Regions from separate parts of the Homo sapiens genome. Here region 1 is linked to region 2. A link is an interaction called in ENCODE POLR2A ChIA-PET data of the cell type or tissue named here. Cell type or tissue: HepG2. All regions are shown on one strand. Each heading gives the region's core, and the rest is flanking DNA. Links, peaks and the distances in the headings are about the cores only. Region 1 overlaps AGBL5 (AGBL carboxypeptidase 5). Region 2 holds the start of SLC30A3 (solute carrier family 30 member 3).

What was found. ChIA-PET counts read pairs that join two places held together with the same protein. Peaks named below come from ENCODE experiments on the same cell type or tissue, not always from the same donor. Only the 100,000 strongest peaks of a DNase experiment are listed, where the experiment ranks them.
Region 1: POLR2A ChIA-PET joins it to region 2 with 7 read pairs; 5 of 35 experiments call an interaction of 5 or more read pairs at or near these places.

Annotation. Positions count from the first base shown.
Region 1 is chr2:27,063,354-27,066,253 of GRCh38, forward strand. The region is part of intron 11 of AGBL5 (AGBL carboxypeptidase 5); the gene reads left to right. Among named protein-coding and RNA genes, the nearest start is that of OST4, 6.8 kb to the right of the region's middle. In HepG2, for the core only: no CTCF peak of the experiment used is centred there; no DNase peak of the experiment used is centred there.
Region 2 is chr2:27,261,620-27,264,519 of GRCh38, forward strand. It overlaps SLC30A3 (solute carrier family 30 member 3), which reads right to left and starts at 1,428. Exons shown (of 8, transcript NM_003459.5): 1 at 1,193-1,428. The coding sequence starts at 1,287. RefSeq lists silencers at 983-1,142, 1,193-1,372, 1,393-1,462. In HepG2, for the core only: a CTCF peak has its summit at 1,030; no DNase peak of the experiment used is centred there; H3K4me3 peaks cover 1,859 bases; H3K27me3 peaks cover 2,286 bases.

The DNA.
Region 1 (2,900 bases), core at 272-2,771, 200 kb before region 2:
AGGCCGAGGCGGGCAGATCACGAGGTCTCGAGGAGATCGAGACCGTCCTGGCTAACATGGTGAAACCCCATCTCTACTAAAAATACAAAAAATTAGCCAGGTGTGGTGGTGGGTGCCTGTAGTCCCAGCTACTCGGAAGGCTGAGGCAGGAGAATGGCGTGAACCCAGGAGGCGGAGCTGGCAGTGAGCCCAGATCGCGCTACTGCACTCCAACCTGGGCGACAGAGCGAGACTCCGTCTCAAAAAAAAAAAAAAAGAATGCTTGTCCCACCTTTCTACCCCTCAGAGGGCATAAATCAGGTCTGTGATTGTCCCAGGGATTCACTAAGATCTGGAGTGCTAGGGACGGTTCCAAAGACGTTCAGGGAGGATGACACACAGGACCTTGGCACAAGTCAAGTAACTGCTGCTGTAAACAGTGAGACCTTAGAACACCCATTCTGACTCATTCAAGGGGAGATCAGTCTCCCCTCAGACCTCTTAGACCTTTGCCCAGTACTATCCTACCACCCCCAAAATGGAACATCTGGCTGGTTGCCATAAGATACCATTTCATAACCTCTGGAAGCAGAGCTGATCACATCACTCTTGCACTCTTGCTTGTTCTTTCTCACTTGCTTTTACCCTTTCCTGGGGTAGGGTGAAGGTTTGTCCCTTAATATGGTTTCAGCATGCCTGTGTGTGTAGATATTTCTCAAATTATCTAAACTATTTCCTCTATCAAGTTCATGATTTCTGCCTACTGTGCACTGTCAGCTGGACATCATCCTGACATCCATTTTAATCACAGAATTACTTGGCTCTGGGCCCTAGACTATCTCTGTCATTGGTGGTAGCTAATGTTTTAGGTTATTTGACTATGGCCACGAGTCTTGACTTCTGTTATCCTATTGGCAACCTGTGCCAACAACTCTCACTAGCCCCCTAACATCTGGTTGTTTTTGACTTTTTTTTTTTTTTTTGAGACAGTCTCGCTCTGTCACCCAGGCTGGAGTGCAGTGGCGTGATCACAGCTCACTCCAACCTTCGTGTCCCTGGCTCAAGTGATCCTCCAGCCTCAGCCTCCCTAGTAGCTGGGCCTACAGGTGCACACCACCACACCTGGCTGATTTTTGTATTTCTTTTTTTAGTAGAGATGGGGTTTCACCAAGTTGCCCAGCCTAGTCTCAAGCTCCCGGACTCAAGTGATCCAGCCGCCTCAGCCTCCCAAGGCACATGAGCCACCGTGCCTGGCGTTTTTGACTCTTGACCACCGTCTTAACCTATAATTGGTACCCAGCATATCTCCTCATAATAGAGTAGCTTCCATCCTGAGATCTCTCCCTTTCTTCTTTATTCATACAAGTATCGATTTTTTTTTTCCATTCAATTTTTTTTTTTTCCATTTTGGTTTGGAACCTTTTTTTTTTTTTTTTTTTTTTGAGACAGTCTCACTCTGTCGCCCAGGCTGGAGTGCAGTGGCCGATCTCAGCTCACTGCAATCTCCGCTTCCCGAGTTCAGGTGATTCTCCTGCCTCAGCCTCTGGAGTAGCTGGGATTACAGGCGCTCACCACCACGCCTGGCTAATTTTTTGTATTTTTAGTAGAAACGGGGTTTCTCCACGTTGGTCAGGCTGGTCTCGAACTCCCGAACTCAGTGATCCGCCTGCCTCAGCCTCCCAAAGTGGTGGGATTACAGGTGTGAGCCACCGTGCCTGACCTGGTTTGGACCTTTCAAAAGTATTCTTGTCACTGCCTGCTAATTCCCAGTGTGGCTGGGAAGATGAAGTTACTGTCACTTCTTAAGTTAGAGGATTTTCATATCCAACACGTTTATTAATGGTCAGTTGGCATGCTGGCACCTCTGGTGAATTCAGTTCTATGAAAAGTTAATAGCCCATCAGTTTGAGAGCATTTGGCACCTGCTGTTCCTCTGTGATGAGGAAGGACACGCCAAAGCTGCAAGCCTCCCTACCCCATCCATTTACCATCTGTCCCCCTGGGCCCCACCCTTCAGAACTTGTAGTAATAAGTCTCGAGACATGAGTGGACCAGAGACAGCTGCCCCAAAGGATATAACTGTATGCCTTTAGACTCCCACAGATGATTGATCCAGCTCATGGTGTCTGCTGTTCAAGTAAACAAAACATTGATTAAGGTCTCTGGTTTTTCAGGCAGCATTTTACAGGCACTGGGATATATAGTGTTGGAGGCAACAAAGTCCCTACTCCCAAGAAACTCAAGTTCCAGTTAGAAAAAATATTAGCTTATGTTTATTGAGTAGTATGTGCCTTTAAGTACTTTACACATACTAACTTAATTAAACAGAAACCATGAACTACTAGCCACACAAACAAAGGATGAAGGTAATGAGAAGAGAACAATTAATGTTGCCTGTAATGGTCAAGTAAGCTTCAAGTAAGAGAGGTAACATTTGAGATGGGACATGAAAGATGGTCATGGTTTCACTAGAAAAGGAAACAGTTCCAGAGGAACCACACACAACTAGTAGCCATGGGGTCTATAGCAGAGGGTATGAAGGATCAAATCAGCATCCTACTAAGGATTTGCAGACTGGAACTATAGTGGGCAAGGCTTTGAATGTGTAGTGTTCAAAAGTTTAGACTTCATCCTTTAGATCTTCAAGCCCAGTGCAATGGCTCACACCTGTAATCCCAGCACTTTGGGAACTGAAGCAGGAGGATCGCTTGAGCCCATGAGTTCCAGACCACCCTGGGCAACATGGTGAGACTCCATCTCCACAAAAAATTTAAAAATTAGCTGGGCTTGGTGGCGTGTGCCTGTTGTCCCAGCTACTTGGGATGCAGGAGGTCAAGTTTGTAGTGAGCCATGTTCATGCCACTGCACTACAGCCTAGGTGACAGAGTGAGACCCTGTCTCCAAAAAAAAAAAAAAAAAAA
Region 2 (2,900 bases), core at 136-2,635:
GGGCATGTGGGGTGGCTACATGCTGTTTAGAGACAAGGAAAGGCTGTTTCCTCTCCCTGGCCCTCCGAAACCCCCAACCAACAACCGATATTGAGCGGGGAAGAGGGGTGACGTAGCAGGGGCTGAACCAAAATCAAAAGGACACCTGAAGAGATGCCAGGCCTACGGCAGAGCCCCCACCGCGTCTCTGCAGGCCCCTGCAGGAAGGGGTCCAGCTCTCTTCTGCTCACCCCCTCCCCCAACCCAGCTTGAAGGCCCCCACCCAAAGAAAGAGCGAGAAGCACACAGAAGCACCACGTCAGAGACAAAGGGAAAGGGACTAGGAGAGAAACAGAAAGATTGAGAGAGGTGGGGGAAGAGAAAAAGCCGGAGACCCTGCCAAATTCCGGAGACAAACGGACGGTCAGCCGACAGACAAGATGGCCCACGGGGGTGGGCAGGGAGGTCGGACGGCCGCTCAGAGGGGCAGGTGGACGGTGGCGGCAGGCGCGGGGGCCGGCGGGGCGCGTTGGCGGTTCTCCTGCCACCCCCGGCCCGCTGTCCCGGCCGCTCCGCGCGCCTCATTTCACACCTCGCCGCCCCCGGCCCCGTCTGTGCGGAGCCGGGAATACCCCCGCTGCCCAGACCGCACCTGCTCCTTCCTCGCCGCCCCCTCGCTTCCCGGCGGCCGCCCGCCCCCCAGGGGCCCGCAAGACCCGCGCGGAGCCCGGCCCATCCTCGGGCCCCGGCGCCCACAGCTGGCCGCGGCTGGAGGGGGCGCGCGGAGGGGAGCCCCCGGGGCCTACAGAGGGAGCTCTGAAGCCTGGGCAGCGAGGCGCTCCCGCCCTGGGCCCGGGGCAATGCGGACCTTGGCGCACCGGGCGAGGGCTCCGGCCCGACCGAGCGGCAGCTGCTCCCAGGGAAGGCAGGCGCCGCGGGGGTGGCGGAGGGGTCCGGCGGCCTGGGACGCCGGCCGGAGGGGAGTGAGAGGCCGCTTCACCCGAGGAAGTCAGGCGGCCGGGAGGAGGCGTAGCCGGCTGTGTAGGGCTGGGCGCTCCGTGTGGCCAGAGGGGATGAAGCGGGGTGCAGCGGAGCGAGGGACCCGCGGTGCGCTGGGGCGGCCGCCGGGGCCCGCGCCGAGAGAGACAACGAAATGGACGGAGGGTAGTAGGGTGGCGCCCCCGGGCCGAGGGCCAGCCCAGGTCTGTCCTACCTCTTCAAACGCAGGCTGCCTCCGGCGCCACCGCGGTCCCGGGGGCTCACCAGGCGAGTGGTCTCCAAGCCCCCAGCGGCTGGAGAGGGCTCCATGTTCCCGGTGCCCCGACCGTCTAGGCCCCACCGAGGAAGAGAGAGGCCGGGCCGGCCCCGCGCCAAGTCCGAGCAGCCCGCCGACCCCCGGGATCCCCGCAGGGCGGCGGGGCCACCAGAGTGGAGCGAACTGCAGCGACTGTGGCGCGCGGAGTCCGAACTGCAGATCCCGCTGCCGCCGGAGCCCCGCCCCGCGTGGGGCGAGCTCCCCAAGCTCCGCCTCCAGGCTCCCCGGCCTCTCCCCACCCTTAAGCCCCGCCCCCACTGCCAAAGCCCCATTTCCCCGCGCCAGAGCCCGGGAGCGCCCCGCCACCCGAGTTCTGGAGAACTCCTCATCTCCACAGCCCCGTCCCCCAGGCGAGCTAGCCCCACCTCTGCACACAGTCCCGCCCACCGGTTCCAAGCCTCGCTCCTGAAGCCCAAGAACCTCACGACCAACCTTCGCCCAACGACCACCACTCTGTGCATGCCTGCGCGGGGGTGTCGCCCACCACGCCGTCACCCTGTGGCCGCAACCCTCACGCGGAGGCAGAAACAGGAGCGGACCCATTACCTATCTCCAGAGAACCAGAAAGAACATGAGGTGAGCGGTGACACAGGGAGATTCCAGGGACTCCAGAAACCCCTTTACGGAGAATCTGGGGTCGGAATTCACGAGCCCAGTCTGCTGCCAATCACTGTACCGCGAATGATCATTTATTTTTATACAGAAACATTGGGTGACAAGCTTCCTGCTCTCCTTCAACCCACTGTTATCCCTGCTTTTCAAATGAGTAAACTGAGACCCAGAGGAAGAAGAGTCCAAGGTCATGCAGGCTGTGAATAAAGGGCCCGGCCTGGACCCCCATCCTCTTTCCCTCCCCGGCTCTGGACGCCGCACTGGCAACTGGAGAGCGCTCACAGTTCTCTTACGGGCGGGGGTCCAGTGAAGTCGAGCCGCCTATCTGGTGTCACGGCCACTGTTTATGGAGAGGGGCTGAGGGGCAGCGGGGCAGCGTGTCAGCTAGTGATTCCCATCCTCCACACCTGCAGCGCCCTCCTGGACATTACCGCATTCTGCCTCATTTGGGGGAAACTAAAACCCAGGGGAGGGAGCGACTTACAGCAAAGTCGGTGGCCGAGCCTCAAGTCGAAGCTTCAAATGCTCAATGTTCTCTCCCCTCGCACCTGCCGCCACTGTAGAATGGGAGGGGGTGGGAAGAGGATTGTGCACTCGAAGCTGTGACAGTCTGTGAAGAGGAGGGTCCGTAGGAGGAGGGGAGCGAGTGAGCAGGGATGGGGAAGCGTGGAGGGTGGGAATGGTTAGTGAGCCCAGGCAAGAAACTCATCAGCCGCATCCTTCAGAACACACTGGGCGTCCTGAACTTAGGCTTCTGGGGACAGACACCTACCCTCGATATTGTTATTCCAACGAGCCCAAGAGTGCACTTGCAAAAAAACAAAACAAAACAAAACAAAAACGGGAGCACGTGCCAGATACAGTGGTTGGAAGTGATGGGGTTAACCCGGGAGAGCTTCGCGGAGGAGGTGAGGCTTAAACGGATTAGGAAAGCTGGGCGGCGGGCTGGCTGTTCCGGCGGGGGAGAGTGTGGCTTGGCCCGTGCCAAGGTGTG